Regions from separate parts of the Homo sapiens genome. Here regions 2, 3, 4 and 5 are each linked to region 1. Evidence: chromatin contacts called from ENCODE Hi-C or POLR2A ChIA-PET data. All regions are on one chromosome and are shown on one strand. Each heading gives the region's core, a stretch centred on a gene start or an enhancer-like site at or near the end of the contact. The rest is flanking DNA. Distances are from core to core; before and after follow the strand shown.

The links. Hi-C counts contacts between places; a loop is a spot of excess contacts on that map. ChIA-PET counts read pairs that join two places held with the same protein, here RNA polymerase II (POLR2A). Pooled maps may share reads with other maps.
Region 2: a map of B cell shows a loop between it and region 1 (11-fold over the local background). The contact joins the promoter of EIF4H here to the promoter of ABHD11 in region 1. A Hi-C loop is called at or near these places in 2 of 168 maps with a recorded cell type or tissue (B cell and CD4-positive, alpha-beta T cell), 2 of 37 single-sample maps with no recorded cell type and 10 of 50 pooled maps. POLR2A ChIA-PET finds 5 or more read pairs at or near these places in 4 of 52 experiments (GM12878, MCF 10A and activated naive CD4-positive, alpha-beta T cell).
Region 3: a loop to region 1 is called in a pooled map, with 4 times the contacts of the local background. The contact joins the enhancer-like site here to the promoter of ABHD11 in region 1. A Hi-C loop is called at or near these places in 6 of 37 single-sample maps with no recorded cell type and 6 of 50 pooled maps. POLR2A ChIA-PET finds 5 or more read pairs at or near these places in 3 of 52 experiments (A673, WTC11 and activated T-cell).
Region 4: a pooled map shows a loop between it and region 1 (4-fold over the local background). The contact joins the enhancer-like site here to the promoter of ABHD11 in region 1. A Hi-C loop is called at or near these places in 3 of 50 pooled maps. POLR2A ChIA-PET finds 5 or more read pairs at or near these places in 2 of 52 experiments (OCI-LY7 and WTC11).
Region 5: a map of naive thymus-derived CD4-positive, alpha-beta T cell shows a loop between it and region 1 (16-fold over the local background). The contact joins the promoter of FZD9 here to the promoter of ABHD11 in region 1. A Hi-C loop is called at or near these places in 1 of 168 maps with a recorded cell type or tissue (naive thymus-derived CD4-positive, alpha-beta T cell), 2 of 37 single-sample maps with no recorded cell type and 9 of 50 pooled maps.

What each region holds. Positions count from the first base shown.
Region 1 is chr7:73,737,422-73,740,269 of GRCh38, reverse strand. It overlaps ABHD11 (abhydrolase domain containing 11), which reads left to right and starts at 1,468. Exons shown (of 6, transcript NM_148912.4): 1 at 1,468-1,624; 2 at 1,807-1,942; 3 at 2,535-2,708. The coding sequence starts at 1,500. RefSeq lists enhancers at 355-1,011, 1,012-1,669 and a silencer at 1,348-1,447.
Region 2 is chr7:74,172,902-74,175,749 of GRCh38, reverse strand. It overlaps EIF4H (eukaryotic translation initiation factor 4H), which reads right to left and starts at 1,394. Exons shown (of 7, transcript NM_022170.2): 1 at 1,308-1,394. The coding sequence starts at 1,366. RefSeq lists enhancers at 329-841, 842-1,355, 1,337-1,631 and a silencer at 1,134-1,643.
Region 3 is chr7:74,099,709-74,102,556 of GRCh38, reverse strand. The region is part of intron 5 of LIMK1 (LIM domain kinase 1); the gene reads right to left. Among named protein-coding and RNA genes, the nearest start is that of LIMK1, 17 kb to the right of the region's middle. RefSeq lists an enhancer at 1,875-1,944. Within about 2 kb of position 1,441, at least 6 of the 41 ENCODE cell types and tissues checked have a DNase peak (open chromatin) inside an H3K27ac peak, as active enhancers do.
Region 4 is chr7:74,067,518-74,070,365 of GRCh38, reverse strand. ELN (elastin) reads right to left here. Exons shown (of 33, transcript NM_000501.4): 33 at 459-1,709. The coding sequence ends at 1,666. Among named protein-coding and RNA genes, the nearest start is that of ELN-AS1, 6.7 kb to the right of the region's middle. Within about 2 kb of position 1,422, at least 2 of the 41 ENCODE cell types and tissues checked have a DNase peak (open chromatin) inside an H3K27ac peak, as active enhancers do.
Region 5 is chr7:73,432,306-73,435,153 of GRCh38, reverse strand. FZD9 (frizzled class receptor 9) reads right to left here and starts at 1,376. Exons shown (of 1, transcript NM_003508.3): 1 at 1-1,376. The coding sequence starts at 1,146. RefSeq lists an enhancer at 684-1,557 and a silencer at 1,274-1,563.

The sequences.
Region 1 (2,848 bases), core at 219-2,718:
CTATTTTTTAAAAAAAAAATTTTTTTTTTGAGATGGAGTCTCGCTCTGTCACTGAGGCTGGAATGCAGTGGCAAGATCTCGGCTCACTGCAACCTCCATCTCCCAAGTTCACACGATTCTCCTGCCTCAGCCTCCCCAGTAGCTGGGATTACAGGGCCGTGCCACCACCCACGGCAATTTTTTTTTTTTTTAAACGGAGTCTGTCTCCGTCCGGTAGGCTGGTGTGCAGTGGCATGATTTCCGCCCATTGCAACCTCCGCCTCCTGAGTTCAAGCGACTCTCCTGCCTTAGCCTCCCGAGTAGCTGGGATTACAGGCACCCGCCACCACGCCCAGCTAATTTTTGTATTTTTAGTAAAGACGGGGTTCCACCATATTGGCCAGGGTGGTCTCCAACTCCTGGCCTCAGGTGATCTGCCCACCTCAGCCTCCCAAAGTGCCGGGATTACAGGCGTGAGCCACCGCACCCGGCCTAAAAAAAAAAATTGTAACCATGATTCAGTAAAAAAAAAAAAAAAAAAAAAAATGTTAAAATTAGTCTGCGCCTGTAGTCCCAGATTCTCGGGAGGCAAAGGCGGGAGGATCGCTTGAGCCCAGGAGGTCGAGGCTGCAGTGAGCTACGGTCGCGTCACTGCACTCCGGCCTGGGCGAGGGTAAGACCCCCACCAAAAAAAAGTATAGGACTCGGGCAACTGGCTATCTGGAAGACAGACAGCACCCCAGCAGGAGGTGGGGTGTGGAGAAGACCTTGAAAGGCAGGGTGCCTGATAGGGGAGTATGAGAATGGGGAGTATGGGCAGAAAAGCAGGTGGGATCAGACTGGGGGAGCCTTCCCCAAACGTAAAAGGGACGAAGGGGCTTGGGGAAGAGCTCTAGAGTGCCCCCGAGCTCCTTCTAGATCGACGACTCCAGGATGGGTGGGTGTCCGTGCTCCGCCCAACCTGCCCGGGCCCCCGGCAGTGGAGCACGGCGCCACCACACTGGCACTCCGCCGCCCAGAGCCACCCTGGCGCCGCTCGCCCCCGCCGGCGGCACAGAAACGATGGCAGCCACCCAGGTCAGTGAGCGATGGCAGGTGCGGGGCGGGAACCGAGCCCTAAGCTGCAACCAGAACCGAGCACGCACAGAGCGGCGCAGACCGAATTCCCAGATTCTACGCACCGCGGCGCTTCGCGAGGGGAGGGGCAAGCACCGCGGGTTGCCCAGCCTAGGGCGAGGCCAGGTGCGGCGCTCAGGGCGACCCGCGCAAAGCCTGCGGGGATTACGTAATGGCGTAAGGGGCGGGGATGGAGGCGGGGCCGGACTGTTCTCGGGGATACGTAAGGAAACGGGACCAAGGGCGGAGAATCCCGCGATGGGGGCGGGGAGAGGGCGGGGCTCAAGTCGGAACTGGGCGGGGCGGCTGAAGACGGAAATGGGCGGGGCTGCGAGCTAGGGCGGGAGAAGGAGCGCGGGGAGGACGTACCTTGTGAGATGCGAGCCGGCCAACAGCTTGCAAGCATGCTCCGCTGGACCCGAGCCTGGAGGCTCCCGCGTGAGGGACTCGGCCCCCACGGCCCTAGCTTCGCGAGGGTGCCTGTCGCACCCAGCAGCAGCAGCGGCGGCCGAGGGGGCGCCGAGCCGAGGTCAGTCAAGGGCACCGGGCGGGAGGCCATCCTCTGTCCTCCTTTTCCTGCCGGGCCCCGACGGCCCCATCTCCTCCCTTTGGGCCTGTCACCTCCCAGGCCTCTCCCCCAAAGCTCTTTCCCCCTACCCCTTTCCCCGTCTCCGCCGGCTCAGACTCTGACCTCGATCCTTCCCCTGCCAGGCCGCTTCCGCTTTCCTACAGGCTTCTGGACGGGGAGGCAGCCCTCCCGGCCGTCGTCTTTTTGCACGGGCTCTTCGGCAGCAAAACTAACTTCAACTCCATCGCCAAGATCTTGGCCCAGCAGACAGGCCGTAGGGTGAGCTTTCGAGTGGGCGGGGCTCCTTTGGGGCTGGGCGGGAGTGGGCGGGGCCTGAGAGGAGGCGGGGCAGGGGGGGTCCCGCTTCTCACGCTCACTTCCAGATCCCTCACTCTGAGTATGGACCCTGAACGGCAACCCCATTTATTCCCTCACGTTGCCATCTTCATTAATTCATGTTGTAGATCTCCATCGGGGCTGGCCCATGCCTAGGCGCCTGCACCCTTTCCATGAAGGGGCCTGCTTGTTCACTAGGGATGACCGGGAGCTCACCACCTCTTATGGCAGCCCATTCTTCTGTGCTCCTACTGTTGGAAATTCCTGGAGTCTCCTTCCTGGCATTCTCCGAGATTGCCACCCAGCCAGGCCAGCCCTTCAGAGACGTGGTCACAACCCTGGGGCCTGCTCTTCTCTGGCAGAGTGGCCCCAGGTTCTTCATCTGGGCCTCCTAGGTCTGGAAACTGGGCCCTTCCCCTCCACAGGGTGTATCCCCAGGCTCTCCACACCTTTGACCTGCTGTCCCTACAAGCCTTTGGCTGTCTACCCCCAGAATGGGGATATCAACGCAGCCCCGTCTCACCCCACTCCCCAGGTGCTGACGGTGGATGCTCGTAACCACGGTGACAGCCCCCACAGCCCAGACATGAGCTACGAGATCATGAGCCAGGACCTGCAGGACCTTCTGCCCCAGCTGGGCCTGGTGCCCTGCGTCGTCGTTGGCCACAGCATGGGAGGAAAGACAGCCATGCTGCTGGCACTACAGAGGGTGAGCCGCCCATGTCTGGGGCCTCCTCCCATTCAGTATATACCCTGAGGGCCCTGCAGGCAACCTGGGACTCACATGATCGTTGGATGACCAAGTTCAGGCTCCAGGAGCCATGCCTGAGACTCCCTATGTCTGCCTAA
Region 2 (2,848 bases), core at 145-2,644, 440 kb before region 1:
TTGGAACTAGGAAAAAAAAAAAAACCCTAGTTATTAAATTTCGAAATGACTTGAGAACAAATTTGATGTTTAGAAACCTAACCCAAAGGCGATAATTTCATGTCATCCAACATTTACTTCTTTTTTTATTAGCAAATAAAATGTTCTTTGGAATGACAATAGCTCCACCTACACCGGCACACTTCCACGTTACAGTATCATGAACATTAGCTACACTCCTGCCCCGAAACAAGCTTTTGTCTGAGCCGTTCCCAAACCAAGGTATTAAAAGTGATCATTCTTTACCAAACAAAGATACTTTTGGACTGCAACCCAGGAGACTGAACACCTCAGTGTGTATTATTGTGGTGTTATCCTGGGAAAGTAATCCTTTCTGCAAGAAAACACAAAGCCCAAGTGTGTCCTTGACAAACAGCAAGATGTTCATAGCCTATATTCTAACGAGGCAACTTGTATTTAAAAAATAAAATAAAAAAAAGTGCAGAGTCCTGGAATTAAACACCATGAGCTCTCTATTCAAAGATGTTTCTTTTAAGCAAAGTGTTTCAATTATACATAGTTGTCTGCATTTGACAACAATCAGGACGACGCTAAATGCGGTTCCTTCTCCAGATCAGAGCGAGAAACCAAGGAGAAATGAAATTGTGCCAAAGAGCACGTAGCACCTGTCAAGGCACTGTGACCCAAGAAAGATTAATACAAAGAAGCTACGATGGATTTATCTCCTTGGTCTCCCCCCGCCCGCAAGGAGTCGTACCATCCCCGGGCCAGAGCCGCCAAATCCCTGCCTCACACGTAAGGGGAAGGGAATCGCCCCTCTTGGCTGCCGACCTTCCCCAGTCGGCCGGCCTCGTGGCGAAGGGGCCAGGGGCCTGCAAGGCGGGCAGGCAACAGAGGGCCGCGAAAGAGGCCGGGACCGGAGCGGGGCAGGCCGTGTGGCCCGTACCCCAGCGCCACAGCTCAGCCCCGCACTGGTCCTACCGTAGGGGGGATGGGGCTGGAAGCGGGCGCTCGTCTCCGGGCATCGGCGCCGCCGCGGCCAAGGCAGGGCAAAAACCAACACGTTGTCGTTGGCGGGAGGCAGTGGAAGGGATCCGCCCCGCAAGCAAGACCCCGGGAGCCCAGCCGCCGCCGCCCCGTCTCCGAGCGCGCCATTTCCAGGCCCCGGCCCTCCAGGCGCCGCTCCTAGGCCTCCGCGGGCCCCCGCCTCCCGCCGCCCCGGCTGAGCGCAGGACGGCCGCCACCCTGACGGCCCCGACTCCGCCGGTCCCGCAGCCCCCGACGGGGCCCGCGCACGCCCGCCTCACCCTCTGCCGCCGCCGAAGCTGCTGTAGGCCCGATCGTCGTAGGTGTCGAAGTCCGCCATTTGCCGTCTCCGCTCCGAGAGGAACCAGGGTGAGCGAGGAAGGACCCCGCAATATAACTCCCCCCGCCCCGCCGCCGGGGCTGTCCGCCGCGCCGCCTGATCGCAAATCCCTTGGACGCAGGCACGCGCACGCGCGCGCGCGCACGCACGCACGGACGCTGGCCGCGCAGCGCCCGGCCCTGGGCCCACCGGCAGCTGCCTGCCCCGTGCGCTCTGCAGCCCACGTGGTGCGGCGGCGTCCCAGCTGGACGCCTGCCCGGCCTACGCGGCCCATTATGTGCTGGCCCTGGGGTGCGCCCGTGGCTGCCTCCTATCCCCGCCGCACCACGCCCGTGCGCGCCGGCCTTTCCGTCCGTCGGCGGGAGGTGACCTGGAGAGCTGGGGGGAACTCCCTCTCCAGTTCGCCTGGGACGCTGCCTTTCGGCCTCCATACATGGCGGGGACCTCGGAGGCCTGTCCCGCTTGGACCCCCAAGTGGTCCCCGGGTGACACCCAAGTAAAGGCCACCTCCTTCTCCAGGCAGGAGCTGGCCACACGATGAGGATGCCCCGGAAGGGGGTGCGAGGCGGTGGGATGCAGACACGAATCCTGCCTTCCAGGGCTTACTCGCTGCCTGGGTATTGGGGGGTTTTGAGAGGAGAGAGTATAGGTGATCGGTGACTTAGCAAGAGAGACTGCACATCTCGGTTTTTTGCAGAAGTCGTTGCCTTGGAAAAAGAATTGGATACTGTTGTGGATTCCATCATCTAGCAATAACAAAACATGGTTATGCAGTGGGAATTAATTACACGGGTAAATTTCCAGGTTTGTGATTGAGATGGTAGTAATTGTGGATGCCACGATGTTGACAAACCTTAATTATCTAAGCACACTTTGAAAGAACCTCATAGAATTTTGTTGTGATGTGTACCTAGGTATCTTCCGCTTAACCATTACTTTTTATTATGTATTTATTGGTTCGTTGTTGAGACAGGGTCTCGCTCTGTCGCCCAGGCTGGACTGCGGTGGAACAGTGGTAGCTCACGGCAGCCTTGACCTCTTGGGCTCATGCCATCCTGCCGCCTTAGCCTCTGGAGTAGCTAGGACTATAGGCGGGCAGTACCTCGCCTAATTTGCATTTTTTTTTTTTTTTTTTTGAGATGGAGAATCAGGTTGGAGTGCAGTGGCGCAATCTCATCTCACTGCAACCTCCACCTCCTCGGTTCAAGCAATTCTCCTGCCTCTGTCTCCCGAGTAACTGGGGTGACAGACGTGCACCACCACACCCAGTTAATTTTTGTATTTTTAGTAGAGACAGCGTTTCACCATGTTGCCCAGGCTGGTCTTGAACTGAGATCCACCCGCCTTGGCCTCCCAAAGTGCTGGGATTACAGGCATGAGCCACCGTGCCTGGCTCTAATTTGCTTTGTAAAACATTTATTTGTAGAGACAGAGTCTCACTATGTTGCCCAGGTTTGTCTCGATCTACTGGCTTTTAAGTAG
Region 3 (2,848 bases), core at 192-2,691, 360 kb before region 1:
AGCTGTGATCGCATCACTGCACTCCAGCCTCAATGACAGTGATACCCTGTCTCCAAAAAAAAAAAAAAAAAAGAGAAGGTCCTTCTTTTGAGAATATCTAGCATAATTGTGGGGGAGTCAATGATCCCTGCAACTTACTCCCAAACGATCAATAAATAACAACATGTACATGTATGTACAAATATAAACAAGTCACTAAACATGTATATGTATCTGTATCCATATATGTATATATAGAGAGACACACATATAACTCCCAAATATGGCAGTTACGAATTGGTGAACCTTGGTGAAGGGTGTGTATGTATTCAATGGACTTATTATTTTAGCAAATTTTCTATAAATCTGCAAAATGCGAAGATGAAAAGTTGAAAAAAACCAAAGAAAATATTTTCATTGATACAGGCTTTGCATGCATATAACCTTAAAAATAAGCCAGGCATAGTGGCTCACGCTTGTAATCCTAGCACTTTGGGAAGCCAATGTGGGAGGATTGCTTGAGCCCAGGAGTTCAAGACTAGCCTGGGCGACACAGCAAGACTCAGTCTCTACAAAAAATTAAAAAATTAGCTGGGTGTGGTGGTGTGTGCCTGTAGTCTCACTACTCAGGAGGCCGAGGTGAGTGGATTGCTTGAGCACAGGCATCTGAGGCTATAGTGAGCTATGATTGTGCCACTGCACTCCAGCCTGTATGACAGAGCAAGACCCTGTCTCAAAAAAAAATTGTGTGTCTATATATATATATATATATATATGACATACATATGTAAATTCCTTAGAATCTCACATCCTCTCCCTTGGTTTGCTAAAGCAGCAGGTGGCCTGGATAAATTAGACCTTCCTTAAAACGCTGCTATACACAAAATGAAAAGCGGTCAACTAAAACCAGTTTAAAACAAATAAGTAAATCTTTGGCAAGTTGGGCTCTTTCTGGGAAGGGTGTGGCTCTTTGCAGAACTGGGATGTTCCAGATGTTGGCTGGGCGAATGCTTACCCAGTGAGGCAGACAGGGAGGAGACGTCATTAACTGTCTTCTTCATTTTTATTTTAGAGATAGGGTCTCGCTCTGTCGCCCAAGCTGGAATGCATGGTGTCATCATAGCTTGCTGCAGCCTCCACCTCCTGGGCTCAAGCAATCCTCTCACCTCAGCCCTCCGAAGTGGCTGAGATAACAGGCATGAGCCGCTGCACCCAGCTGACTGTCTTCATTTCTAAAATTCTGCCTGGATTTCAGGGACCAGCTGCAGCCTCTGACTCTGTGGGGACCTCCCTTGGCCCTCTGGTAAGAGCCGTTGGTCTGGGAGTTTCCTCATCTCTTTCAAGCAGCTGTCTGCTCATCATGTATGTAAAGCAGCTGCTGGCTTGGCTGATGTCAAGGGATGGAGACACACAGTCAAGCCCAGTATAATTTTCTGTCCCCAGGGCCACCTTCACATCTCAACAGTGCCTATGCAGTGCCAGGCACCTGCCAGGTGTACAAGAAACATTCACTGCGTCAAATGAAAGCTAGCACTTGGTAGGGCCGGGCGTGGTGGCTCATGCCTGTAATCGCAGCACTTTGGGAGGCCGAGACGGGCGGATCACGAGGTCAGGAGATCGAGACCATCCTGCCTAATATGGTGAAACCCTGTCTCTACTAAATATAAAAAAAAAATTAGCCGGGCATGGTGGCAGGTGCCTGTAGTCCCAGCTACTCGGGAGGCTGAGGCAGGAGAATGGCGTGAACCCAGGAGGCGGGGCTTGCAGTGAGCCGAGACCACACCACTGCACTCCAGCCTGGGCGACAGAGCGAGACTCCGTCTCGAAAAAAAAAAAAAGAGAGAGAGAAAGCTAGCACTTGGGCCGGGCACGGTGGCTCACACCTGTAATCCCGGCACTTTGGGAGGCCGAGAAGGGAGGATCACTTGAGCCCAGGAGTTTGAAACGAGCCTGGCCAACATGGTGAAACCCTGTCTTTACTAAAAATACAAAAATTAGCCACATGTGGTCACCTGTAGTCCCAGCTACTCAGGGGGCTGAGGTGCAAGAATTGCTTGAACCTTGTGGGTGGAGGTTGCAGTGAGCTGGTATCACACCACTGCACCCCAGACTGGGCGACAGAGTGAGACTGTCTCAAAAAAAAAGAAGTGACCAATTGCCCAAAAGTAGAAACACTGCATGCTACTTCTCAAGGTGTCAATAAAGGCGCCACAGAAATCTTAGAAAGCTCCAAGGTATCCAACTCCCTCATTGTTCAAACAGACCCCCAAAGCCTAGAGAGAAAGCAGCTGCTCAAAGTCACACAGTAATCTAATCTTTATCAGCCCTGCCCCATTTTTTTGAGACAGGGTTTTGCTCCATTGCCCAGCCTAGAGTGCAGTCGTGCAATTATAGCTCACTGTAGCCACTTCCTGGGCTCAAGAGATCCTTCTGCCTCAGCCTCCCAAGTAGCTGTGACTACAATGTTTCCCAGGCTGGTTTCGAACTCCTGGCCTCAAGTGATCCTCCCATCTCAGCCTCCCAAAGTGTTTCGATTATAAGTGTGAGCAACCATGCCCAGCCTTTATGTGTTCAGTGATTTCACCATGCCTGGCTAATTTTTAATTTTTTTTTTTTTTTTGTAGACATGCAGGTCTCGCTATGTTGCCCAAGCTGGTCTCAAACTTCTGGCCTTAAGTGATCCTCTCACTTTGGCCTCCCAAAGTGCTGAGATTACAGGTGTGAGTTACTGCGCCCAGCTTCTTCACTCATTCTTGACTTGGTTCCTCCTCTTTCTTGTTGGATCAGACATGGACTAAAGAAAATGTCTTTTTATTTTTTGAGTGTGTTTTTTTTATTTTTATTTTTTTGATACAGAGTTACACTCTTG
Region 4 (2,848 bases), core at 173-2,672, 330 kb before region 1:
TGTCTCTTTCTGTTTCTCTCTCTCTCTCTCTCGAGACAGGATCTTGCTGTCTCACCCAGGCTGGAGTGCAGTGGCGCAATCATAGCTCACTGCAGCCTCGAAATCCTGGGCTCAAGCGATCCTCCCACCTCAGCCTCCTGAGTAGCTGGGACCACAGGCATGCACCACCACCAATCTTGGGTAATTTTTTTTTTTTTTGTAGCTATATGGTACAAAGTGATTCTCCACTGGACAGCTATGTTGTCCAGGTGGGTCTCAAACTCCTGGCCTCATTGTTAAAGTACAAGCCAAACTTGGAGAAAGATCGATGCCCCAGAAGCCAGCAGCAGGGGCTTTTGGTTGGGCAACCTCTCAAATACACTGTGGGTGGTGGAGGTTCCCTGAAGCAGAGCCCTTATCCCCATCCAGGCCAGCGAGTTGAAGGCAGATTAAATCATACGAAGGAAGCTAAGACACAGTTTCCTTTAAAGGTTTTTCATTTATTAGTCATTTCTGAAGCAGTTAATTCTCTTTTCTTATTAAAAAAAAAGGTGTGTTTCATCCAGAGTTATATTAGAGTGATTAAAATGTTTTTTCTACTGGGGATACAGCTCCCCGGATCAGAAAAAAAAATTATCTTTTTTTTTCAATGAACCACAACAATAAAACCAAAAGAGAATATCAACAATCAAAAATAATCCCCAAATATCCAGGACAAAAAATAAAATATTTATTGATCTATCACAGCGAGACACAAAAAGATGGGCGGGGCAGGAATGGGAACTGCTCTGAAGTTCAGTGGACCGAGGGAGGGATGGGGGGTATACAGTACTGCATGTGGGGACACCCCGGGTGGGGAGGAGATGCCTGGCACCCCAGTCTGCACAGCCCCGCACGCCCTGGGGGAGTGTAGGATGGGGGTGGAGGCAGGGCACAGGCGGCCATGACAGGTCAACCAGGTTGATGGTGGGTGCACCCAGCCAGCTAGTGGTGCCGGGCGGTCAACTGGGGACATGGATGGACGGACCGATGGATGAATGGACGGATGGGCGGATGGATTCTACAAGGGCAAGGTGGCTATTCCCAGTGTGGGGTGGTTTTCCAACCCAAAAGCGCCCCAGATGTGGGGAACAGCGATCGGTGGGGAGGAGACGGCCAAGTGGACCCAGGAGAGGAGGGATGCTAGAGCGAATCCAGCTTTGAGGCTTCAGGTGCTTGGGTACCAACTGGATGGCAGCCAACGGTGGGTCCTGGTGGGCAGGGGGAGCTGGGACTGCCCAGGAAGTGTCTGCACCATCTTTAGAGGAGCCCCAGGTAGGGGGTTCCCCGAGGGGCCACCCTTCCCTCCTCCCTCCCCCCAGGAAGATAAGAGCACCAGCGTGTAGCACCAAGTTCCCCTGGAGATGGAGGCTGTGTGGAGGGGGAGCTCCTAGGTGGGAAGGGATGGGGTGGGGGGCCAGGACCACATGGCCCTTGCCTCTGAAGTAGGGGGCCTCCTGGTCGGGGCACTTGGCCGCTCCCCTCTTGTTTCCTTGCCCTGTGGATCTGCAAGGCCGCCCGGCCTGCCCGTTCCCTCCTGGGGTGGGGAGTCGGAGGGGCATGGGATGGGGTTACAAAGGGTTTACATTCTCCACCAAGCAGTAGCACCAACGTTGATGAGGTCGTGAGTCAGGGGTCCTAGGAAGCTCATTTTCTCTTCCGGCCACAAGCTTTCCCCAGGCAGGCCCCACCTGGACGGGAGGAGGTGCACATCACTGTGAGTCCGGCCCCTCTCAGTTTCGGCTCTAATCCCCGCCTGCTCTGACCCACTCGAATGGAGGCTCCAAGAAGCCAAGAGAAGCCAAGTCATGGCCCCAGGCCAAACTCAGACCTGATCCATGCCATCAACTTCCACTGGACAGATGGGGCGGGAGAAGCCCCCAAGATATTACTTGGATGAAACCAACGCTCGCAGAAAAGGGGGCAGGTCATGGGGCCTGGCTGGGGAAGGACGGGGCCTGGCACTGGCTCCTGGCTCCACTGCTCCAAGAAGCCTTTCGGGGAAAGGCTAAGAGCAGCTCCATCAAGGAACATGGGATGAAGGGAGAGTCAGTGTCTGCAGGAGACGGCCCTCTCAGGGAGTGGGGTGGACCCATACATCTGAGAGGGCATCAGATAAGTAAATCAAGGCCCAGTAGAGGGAGAGAGGGTCTTATCCACATAGTGTCTGAGCTGGGACTCAAACCCAGGATTCCTACCCCCTCCTGGGAATAGTCTGATGGGTGAACCCTGTTTCAAGGCATCAGTCTGTATTAGGTAAGGCACCATTGTCTAGTAGCGCGGCCCGGAGCAGTTCCTAACCCTGCTTGAGCCAGATATGGCTCCTTACCGCCACCTGGTGGCAGTGAGCAGAGAGTGGGGCAGGAACAGACATCTGCCTCTGAAGGTTTTTTTTTTTTTTTTTTTTTTTTTTTGAGACGCAATCGTCTTGCCCTGTCATCACCCAGGCTAGAGGGCAGTGGTGTAGTCTCAGCTCACTGCAACCTCCGCCTCCTGGGTTCAAGCAATTCTCCTGTCTCAGCCTCCAGAGTAGCTGGGATTACAGGCGTGCACCACCACACCTGGCTAATTTTTTTTTTTTTTTTGAGACGGAGTCTTGCTGTGCCGCCCAGGCTGGAGTGCAGTGGCGCAATCTCGGCTCACTGCAAGCTCCGCCTCCCGGGTTCACACCATGCTCCGCCTCCCGGGTTCACACCATTCTCCTGCGTGAGCCTCCCGAGTAGCTGAGACTACAGGTGCCCGCCACCATGCCCGGCTAATTTTTTGTATTTTTAGTAGAGACGGCCGGACGTGGTGGCTCACTCCTGTAATCCCAGCACTTTGGGAGGCC
Region 5 (2,848 bases), core at 127-2,626, 310 kb after region 1:
ATCACCCGCCACCTTGCGCAGGGTCAGGATGACGATGGTCTTGAGCGCGGGCAGGCCCCAGGCAGCCATGTGGAAATAGCTGCCGTGGGCCTCGATGGCCTCGTGGCCCCATTTCTTCCCGGCAGCCAGGAACCAGGTGAGCGTCAGGACCACCCACCAGAGCGAGCTGGCCATGCCGAAGTAGTAGAGCAGTAGGAAGACCAGCGTGCAGCCCGTGTTCTCCAGGCCCTCCTGGATCACGTAGAGCGCGCCCGCCTCCTGGTCACAGGCCACGCTCTGCGCTCCGGCCACCGCACGGATCAGGAAGGCCAGCGAGTAGACGTTGTAGCACATGGAGAGGAAGATGATGGGGCGCTCGGGGTACTGGAAGCGGTGGGGCTCCAGCAAGAAGGTGAGCACAGTGAAGGCGGTGGAGAAGAAGCACAGCGCCGACCACACGGCCATCCAGACCAGCGCGAAGTCCTTGTCGCGCCGGGACCAGAACACCTCGACGCCGGGCCCGCAGCGCGGTGCGCACGAGCGGCTCTTCTCCACGTACTGGAACTTCTCGGGGTTCTCGCAGGTGCCACTGCCGCCCGCGCCCGGGCCCAGGTCTCCGGGAGGGCGCGCGGGCCGCGGCGCCACGGGCAGCATGCCCAGGCCCTTGTGGGGCTCCGCGGGGCCGGCCGTGGCGTTCTCGGGCGCCTCCATGCACAGCGCGTGCGGGTCGTTGCGCGTGGGCAGCCGGGCGCAGTCGAGCGAGTCCGGCCAGCCGAAGTTGAACTGCTCCATGATGGGCGCGCAGCGCAGGCGCGCCTGCTCGCACATGGGCCGGCAGGCGGGAATGGGCGTCGAGACCTGGTCGGTGCACATGGGCGCGTAGAGCGAGCACAGGAAGAAGCGCAGGTGGCTGTGGCAGCCGTACTGCACCAGCGGCGCGAACTCCGCTAGCTCGGCAGCCGCCTCGCCCTGCGACGTGTGGCCCAGCAGGTTGGGCATGCGGGTCAGGTTGTAGCCGATGCCGCGGCACATGGGGATCTCCACCGCCTGGCACGGCGCAGCCCCGCGCCCGCGCTCCGGGTCGAAGCGGCCGATCTCCAGTGCCGCGCCGCCCGCCGCCAGCAGCTGCCACAGCAGCAGCGCCCCCCGCAGAGGCGCCACGGCCATCCCGGGAGGCCCGGGCCGAAGGCGGGAGCGCGGCCCCGGCTCACTCGGGCTCAGCGGTCCCGCGCCCCGGTGCCTGCCCGCCACGTCGCGGGGCGCGGGCCATCGCTGAGCCGCCCACGTGTGTCCGGGCGCCCTGGGCAGCGAGCGGGCAGCCGCCCGAGGGACAGGAGCCGCCGAGCCCGCCTAGCCGCCACCGCCGCTGCCACCGGAGCCGCCGCTGAGCCAGAGCCGGCGCAACCTCCCGGGGCCGAGGCTACCAGCCCCCGGGGCGGGGCTCCGGGAGGACACGCCCAGGGACACGCCTCCCACTGGGCTTTAAAGGCGCCGCGTCTCCCGGCCACGCGGAGCACGGGGTGGGGCCGGGCCTGGTGGGTGTCCGCCCGCTTGCCCTCCGCTTACACTCGGTTTCTTCCCTTCCCTTGCTGCCTGGGAGAGGCTGCGGGAAGTCCCCGTACCCACACTCTCAGACTGGGTCGCCTCATTTTACTCTAGGAGGGAGACTTTTTTTTTTTTTTTTTTTTTTTTGAGACGGAGTTTTGCTCTTGTCGCCCAGGCTGGAGTGCAGTGGCGCGATATCGGCTCACTGCAACCTCCGCCTCCCGGGTTCCAGCGATTATCCTGCCTCAGCCTCCCGAGTAGCTGGGATTACAGGCTCCTGCCACCACGCCCCTCTAATTTTTTGTATTTTTAGTAAAGACGGGGTTTCACCATTTTGGCCAGGCTGGTCTCGAACTCCTGACCTCAGGTGATTCACCTGCCTCGGCCTCCCAAAGTGCTGGGATTAGAGGCTTGAGCCACCGCGCCCAGCTGGAAGACTTTTTATTTTTATTTTTAATTGTTATTTCTTTTTAGAGACAGGGTCTCTCTGTGTCGCCCAGGCTGGAGTCCAGTGGAACGACCATAGTTCACTGCAGCCTCCATCTCCCGGGCTCAAGCGACCTTCCCGCCTCAGCCACCAGAGTAGCTGGGATTACAGGTGGGCACCACCACTCCCGGCTAATTTTAAAATGTTTTTGTAGAGACAGGGTCTCACTATGTTACCCAGGCTGGTCTTGAACTCCTGGGCTCAAGGGATGCTCCCGCTTCTGCCTCCCAAAGTGCCGGGATTACAGGCGTGCTCCACCGTGCCCGGCCAGGGGAGACCATTTCTAAGGCTTCCCACGTGTGGAAGTCTGCCTTGTACCCAGTGGCAGCTCAAATACAGCGTCTGCCTCTCCCCTCAGTGTATGTGACTTGGGGCTCCTCTCTGAGCCTCAGCTTGCTTTTCTGTAATGCAGGCAGATAATCCTACTGTTAAAATCAACAGTTCTGCCAGGCGCAGTGGCTCACCCCCACCCCCATCTTGCCCCATCAGCCTGGGCAACATAGTGAGACCTCGTCTCTAATAAAGAAAAAAAAATAGCTTTTTTTTTTTTGAGATGGAGTTTCGCTCTTGTCGCCCAGGCTCATCTCATCGCCCAGGAGTGCAATGGTGCGATCTTGGCTCACTGCAACCTCCGCCTCCCGGGTTCAAGCAATTCTCCTGCCTCAACCTTCCAAGTAGCTGGGATTACAGGCGCCCACCATCACTCCCGGGTAATTTTTGTACTTTTAGTAGAGACAGGGGTTTCACCATGTTGGCCAGGCTGGTCTCGAACTCCTGACCTCAGGTGATCCATCCACCTCGGCCTCCCAAAGTGTTGGGATTACAGGCATGAGCCAC